Regions from separate parts of the Homo sapiens genome. Here region 2 is linked to region 1. Evidence: chromatin contacts called from ENCODE Hi-C data. All regions are on one chromosome and are shown on one strand. Each heading gives the region's core, a stretch centred on a gene start or an enhancer-like site at or near the end of the contact. The rest is flanking DNA. Distances are from core to core; before and after follow the strand shown. Region 1 holds the start of SUDS3 (SIN3A corepressor complex component SDS3). Region 2 holds the start of DHX37 (DEAH-box helicase 37).

Region 1 (2,554 bases), core at 23-2,522:
CCCCATTCCAAACAGCTGGTCTAGCTTTTGCTCCACGGCCCGATTTTGTCCCAGAATATTCCGCTCATATATCGGTCTCTCTTTGTTTCCTATTTCTCCTCCCTTGATCTCTCACATTTCATCACCTTCCTCCTCCTCCATCCCTCCAAAATAGCGTTCCTCACACTTGCCAAATTATAAAGCCCAGTTTGAAAAGCAAGGCTCTGAGACTCTGTGATGACAGTGCAAAGAGCGTGGGACTGAAAACACAACACCTGGGGACCATTAAGCAAATCTCTCCCTCTCTTACCTGTTTCCGGGAGGGGGGCGGGTGGGGAGAACATTTACGGAGTATTTACAGTACCAGGCCAAGTACTTTATGCGCATGTCATTTAATCCCTATACCGACCCTAGGAAGTGCCTTCTAGGGCAGGTGTGGGAATTAAACAGCTCCATTACAGTTGGGTAAATCGAGGCTGGAAAACTTAAGTTTACAAAGCTGAGTTAAGTGACAAAGCCAAATTTAAACCTGTATCTGGCTGGTTCTAGGTCCCTTTCCTTTAACCAACCTGAGTTCTCAATAGTGTACTACCTAAAGTATAGATGACTTATGCATTTCGGGGGTGGGGAGGGGCAACTTTGGACTCTGATGCTCTCACACACAAAAAAGGGGCGAACTACACTCGATGTATTCAGTAAATGAGTTTCTAATTCCTACTAGTGAGTGAGGTTCAATCAGAAACGGCTGGGAGGGAGGACGGGGTCTTAAAGGGACCCCCAGCGTGACAACATCTAAGTCCCCTCTCCCCATCACGGTCGAGTGTAACGCACCCAGGGCTTCCCCGCTACTCCAGCACGGATGGGGGTAACTTCCCCGAGCCCCGCAACTCCCGGCGGCCCCTCCACGCAGCCCCAGGCCCCGGAGGCCGCCCCGCCCCTCTCCCGAACAGCCCCACCCCCTCCCCCAGCGGTCCCACCTCCGCTCCGGGCGGCCGGGCGAGCGGCAGGACTCACCTTCGTCCGACTCGCGGCCCCGACAGCTGCGCTCGTCGTCCTCGGCGCTCTCCAGCTCTTCATCCTCCTCGGGGTAGTACTCGGGGGCCGGCGGCGCTCCAGCCTGGGCCGGGGCCGGGGCCAGCAGCCCCGCGGCACTCATGTCGCCTCTGACCGCAGCTGAGCGTGGCCCACGGACACCGCGGCCACCCGCGCTCGGTACTCGCCGTCTGCCTAGCAGTGTCCGCGGCAGCCCCCAACTCGAGGACCGGCAGCCACGGCGACCCCTTCCCCGTCTCCGCCGAGCTCCGCCCCCCGCGCCCGCGCTCGGCAACGGGGGCCTCGCGCCGCGAGCGACTTCCGGGTCGAGAGCTGCCCGACAACGGCCTGATTCCGCCATCCTTGGGGGAGTGGAGATGCCGCTGGACGCCCCCGTCGCCACAACCTCAGCCCTTTCATCGCCGTCTTAAAATCCTCAACGTATAGTGGGGGAGGGGCGGAGCCAGGTTCGCTAGAGTCAGGCAAATCTACGGGCAGGCCCAGCAGCGGTCAGGACCCCGAGGCTCGCAGGCGACTTCCGGAGACAGCCGCCAGGCGGCGCCTGGAGCTAGAACTAAAGCGGTGATCGTTAGCGACCTAGGGGCGGAGGGTTTGAAGGGCCCTTGGCAGGTGGAGGTGGTCTCTAATTTAAGCAGGGAACGACGCGACCTGCCCCCTTATTAGGTCGGAAAACCTAGACGTCCAGAGTGTGCGTGATCATGCAGCCTGGCTCCTCCTGTGACTAGTTAGAGCTTTATTAAGAGCTAAAAGACAAGGATGCTGATATTCCATCCTGGGGACAGCAAAATAGTATTTTCCCAGCCCTTAGGAATCCTTTCTGTTTGTGTAAGGTTTATTCGGTAAGATGTTCCCCCGGTTTTACAAATGAGAAACGAGCTGTCGTTTGCCTAAAAAAAAATAGTAACGTCCAGTCTGATTTTTTAGACTCCGAGACCCAGGCCCTCCGCGGTACAGCTGCCTTGAATATTAATTTTTTAAAAGGTGCTTTTGCTTAATCCAACAGCTTGCTCTGAGCTCTCAACTGAAGAAGGGGAGAATTTGCCTACCAGAAGTTATTTGGCTAAGGCCCACGTGGAAGCTTAAAAAACAGGAGAGCTGAGTATCTGCAAGAATTAATTTGTGCGATTCCCTCTGAGTAGAAAAGGAACACGGTGTTATAAGTTTTGCTGAACGAATAGATTTAAGGTGTCCCTTTAGCTAAGAGCAATGTGGTCTAGTTGTGTGTAGCGAGAAAAAAGGGTAAGGTTTTTAATGGTTTGTCCAAAGTAGCCCCACTTTTATGTTCCACCCGAGTCTCCGTAGGAAACGCAACCAGTAGTGAAAATGAACAGATGTGAAAACCAGGGTGGAACCGAATATTCCCATTCTCAGACCTTTTGTGATTAAATTTATCTCTGAATTGTTCCCTATGGACTCTTCTGAAAATGAAACGTTATTCTCATCCCACTTATTTTGACATTTATTTACTACCTTGTTTTAATTAAAATCTTGGCTCTATTTGTAAGTGATTTTTTCTCCCAAC
Region 2 (2,554 bases), core at 32-2,531, 6.6 Mb before region 1:
CTAAGCAACATAGGGAGACACCATCTCTACAAAAAAATAGAAAAATTAGCCCGTCGTGGTGGTGTGTGCCTGTAGTCATAACTACTCAGGAGGCTGAGGTGGGAGGACAGGTCAAGGCTGCAGCGAGTGGTGATTGCACCACTGCACTCTGGCCTGGCCCACAGGGCGAGATCTCATCTCTTAAAAAAAAAAAAAAAAAAGTCGGGCGCGGTGGCTCATGCCTGTAATCCCAGCACTTTGGGAGGCCCAGGCAGGCAGATCACGAGGTCAGGAGTTTGAGACCAGCCTGGCCAACATGGTGAAACTCCGTCTCTACTAAAATACAAAAACTAGCTGGGGGTGGTGGCGGGCACCTGTAGTCCCAGCTACTCGGAAGGCTGAGGCAGGAGAATCGTTTAAACCCGGGAGGCAGAGGTTGCAGTGAGCCGAGATTGCTCCACTACACTCCAGCCTGGGCAACAAAGCCAGACCTTGTCTCAATAATAATAATAATGCATTGTTTCCCAGTGTGTTACAATGTGATGCGGTAATGGGAATTTAAAGTTATGTAATAGACAACTTTATTTTTTTTTTTTTGAGACAGAGTCTAGCTCTGTTGCCCAGGCTGAAGTGCAGTGGTGCAGTCTCGGCTCACTGCAACGTCCACCTCCCGGGTTCAATCAATTCTCTGCCTCAGCCTCCCAAGTAGCTGGGATTACAGACGCCTGCCACCAGGCCTAGCTAAATTTTTTTTGTATTTTTGGTAGAGACGGGGGTTTCACCATCTTGGCCAGGCTGGTCTTGAAATCCTGACCTCGTGATCCGCCCGCCTCGGCCTCCAAAAGTGCTGGGATTACAGGCGTGAGCCACCGCGCCCGTAGAGGCCTCCTTTTAGATCTTCCATCTATCCCTGTGATGGAAATATTTGGTGCCTTTTTAAAAGTACACGACTAATACGTTTCTTGTAGGAATATCAGAAAATACAGATGCGCAAACCAGGGTTGGGGGGAAGAAGTTTGGAGTACTGGGGGCGGGGTATATTTTAAAAGGTGGCAAAACACTTCCACTCCCAAGAAGCCAAATTAGTATCAGTAGATATAATTCATATTTAAACCCAGACTACCCCAAGCGAGAACAGCCCAGGACTTAAACTCCGGCCTCCGCTGGGACCTCAGGCCCCGCCTACTTCTCTAAATAGTCCCGCCCCCTGCCCGGCCCGGCTCCGCCTCTCCTCTTCGCTGGGTTTCTCTTGCAACCCCGCCCCTCAGCGGCAAAGTCAGTTACAGTTCTCGCGATAACACAACCCGGAAGTCTCACGGCCGGAGTTGGTGGTCTGGGAACCCACGTGGGCTGGGTTTCGGATTGCTCTGCTGGTCCGGCCGCTGGAGCGCCCACCCTGGCCTAGTCGCCATGGGGAAGCTGCGCCGGCGCTACAACATCAAGGGGCGCCAGCAGGCGGGCCCCGGACCCTCGAAGGGCCCCCCCGAGCCGCCCCCCGTGCAGCTGGAACTGGAGGGTAAGACATCCCCGGACCGGGGCTGGATTTCGGAGATTTCCCAGGGCGGCCTGTGCCCTGCCTTCAGGACTCTCGGGTGGGGATCCCAGAGGGGTGGGATGGATCATCTGGAATGGGGGAATGGGTCCCCCCATTCCAGATGATCCAAAGGAGAGGGGCTTAGTGACAGCCTAGTTTTAACAGTGTATATGGAATACCCGGGATTTCTCTCGCCCTCAAATAGTAACATGGAGAATTTGGCAAAAAAAACAGGAGTAGTTCCATCCCTTCCCATGACTTCGATTATAATCTCTTTATAATCTCCAGCGACCCCCAAATGTGTATTTTCAGCCCAGTCTTGTCTGCTCAGCTCCAGGCTGGCTGACATTTCTCTCAGACCCCTTTTTAGGAGTAGCCCTTATTACATGCCAGGCACTATTCTAGGCACTGGAGACATAGCAGAAAGGGAGATTTTTAGAAAATCCCTGAGTTTACCTGCTGTATAGGAGGAGACAGGCAAAGAATAAACATATAGAAATTTATGCGGCTATAGTGAGCAGATAAAACAGAAGAGGCCATTGGGTGGGTTGCAGCATCCCATAGAGTTGCTGGAGAAGACATCACTCTGTTAGAGTCAAGATCTGAAGGAGACCTGAGTGGCTGCCTGGAGATGAGAGAAAAAACAGGGGGCCAGGGCAGGTCGGGCCTGGACTGCAGTCTTGGCGAGGACTGGGGCTTTTTCTCTACGGGAGAGGGCAGCCATGGGAGCATTTAGAGCAGAGGAGGCGTGGTGGTGGGCACCTGTAGTCCCAGCTACTTGGGAGGCTGAGGCAGGAGAATGGCTTGAACCCAGGATACGGAGGTTGCAGTGAGCCAAGATCGCACCACTGTACTCTAGCCTGGGTGAGAGAGCGAGACTCCATCTCAAAAAAAAAAAAAAAAAAAAAAAAGTTCCACAGACAGGCTGGGAGTTGAGGCAGATCCCCTAACATCTCTGTGCCTTCGTTTTCACATCTGCAGAATGGGACCAGTAGCACACGTTGAGCAGCCTTAATCCAAAATACTCCAAAATTCAAAAGT

The links. Hi-C counts contacts between places; a loop is a spot of excess contacts on that map. Pooled maps may share reads with other maps.
Region 2: a map of naive thymus-derived CD4-positive, alpha-beta T cell shows a loop between it and region 1 (6-fold over the local background). The contact joins the promoter of DHX37 here to the promoter of SUDS3 in region 1. A Hi-C loop is called at or near these places in 1 of 168 maps with a recorded cell type or tissue (naive thymus-derived CD4-positive, alpha-beta T cell), 1 of 37 single-sample maps with no recorded cell type and 9 of 50 pooled maps.

What each region holds. Positions count from the first base shown.
Region 1 is chr12:118,375,273-118,377,826 of GRCh38, reverse strand. SUDS3 (SIN3A corepressor complex component SDS3) reads right to left here and starts at 1,272. Exons shown (of 12, transcript NM_022491.3): 1 at 994-1,272. The coding sequence starts at 1,135. It overlaps LOC124903031 (a long non-coding RNA gene), which reads left to right and starts at 1,700. Exons shown (of 2, transcript XR_007063480.1): 1 at 1,700-1,871; 2 at 2,036-2,529. RefSeq lists silencers at 876-1,025, 1,056-1,275 and an enhancer at 717-1,217.
Region 2 is chr12:124,987,858-124,990,411 of GRCh38, reverse strand. DHX37 (DEAH-box helicase 37) reads left to right here and starts at 1,281. Exons shown (of 27, transcript NM_032656.4): 1 at 1,281-1,495. The coding sequence starts at 1,390. RefSeq lists a silencer at 1,368-1,577.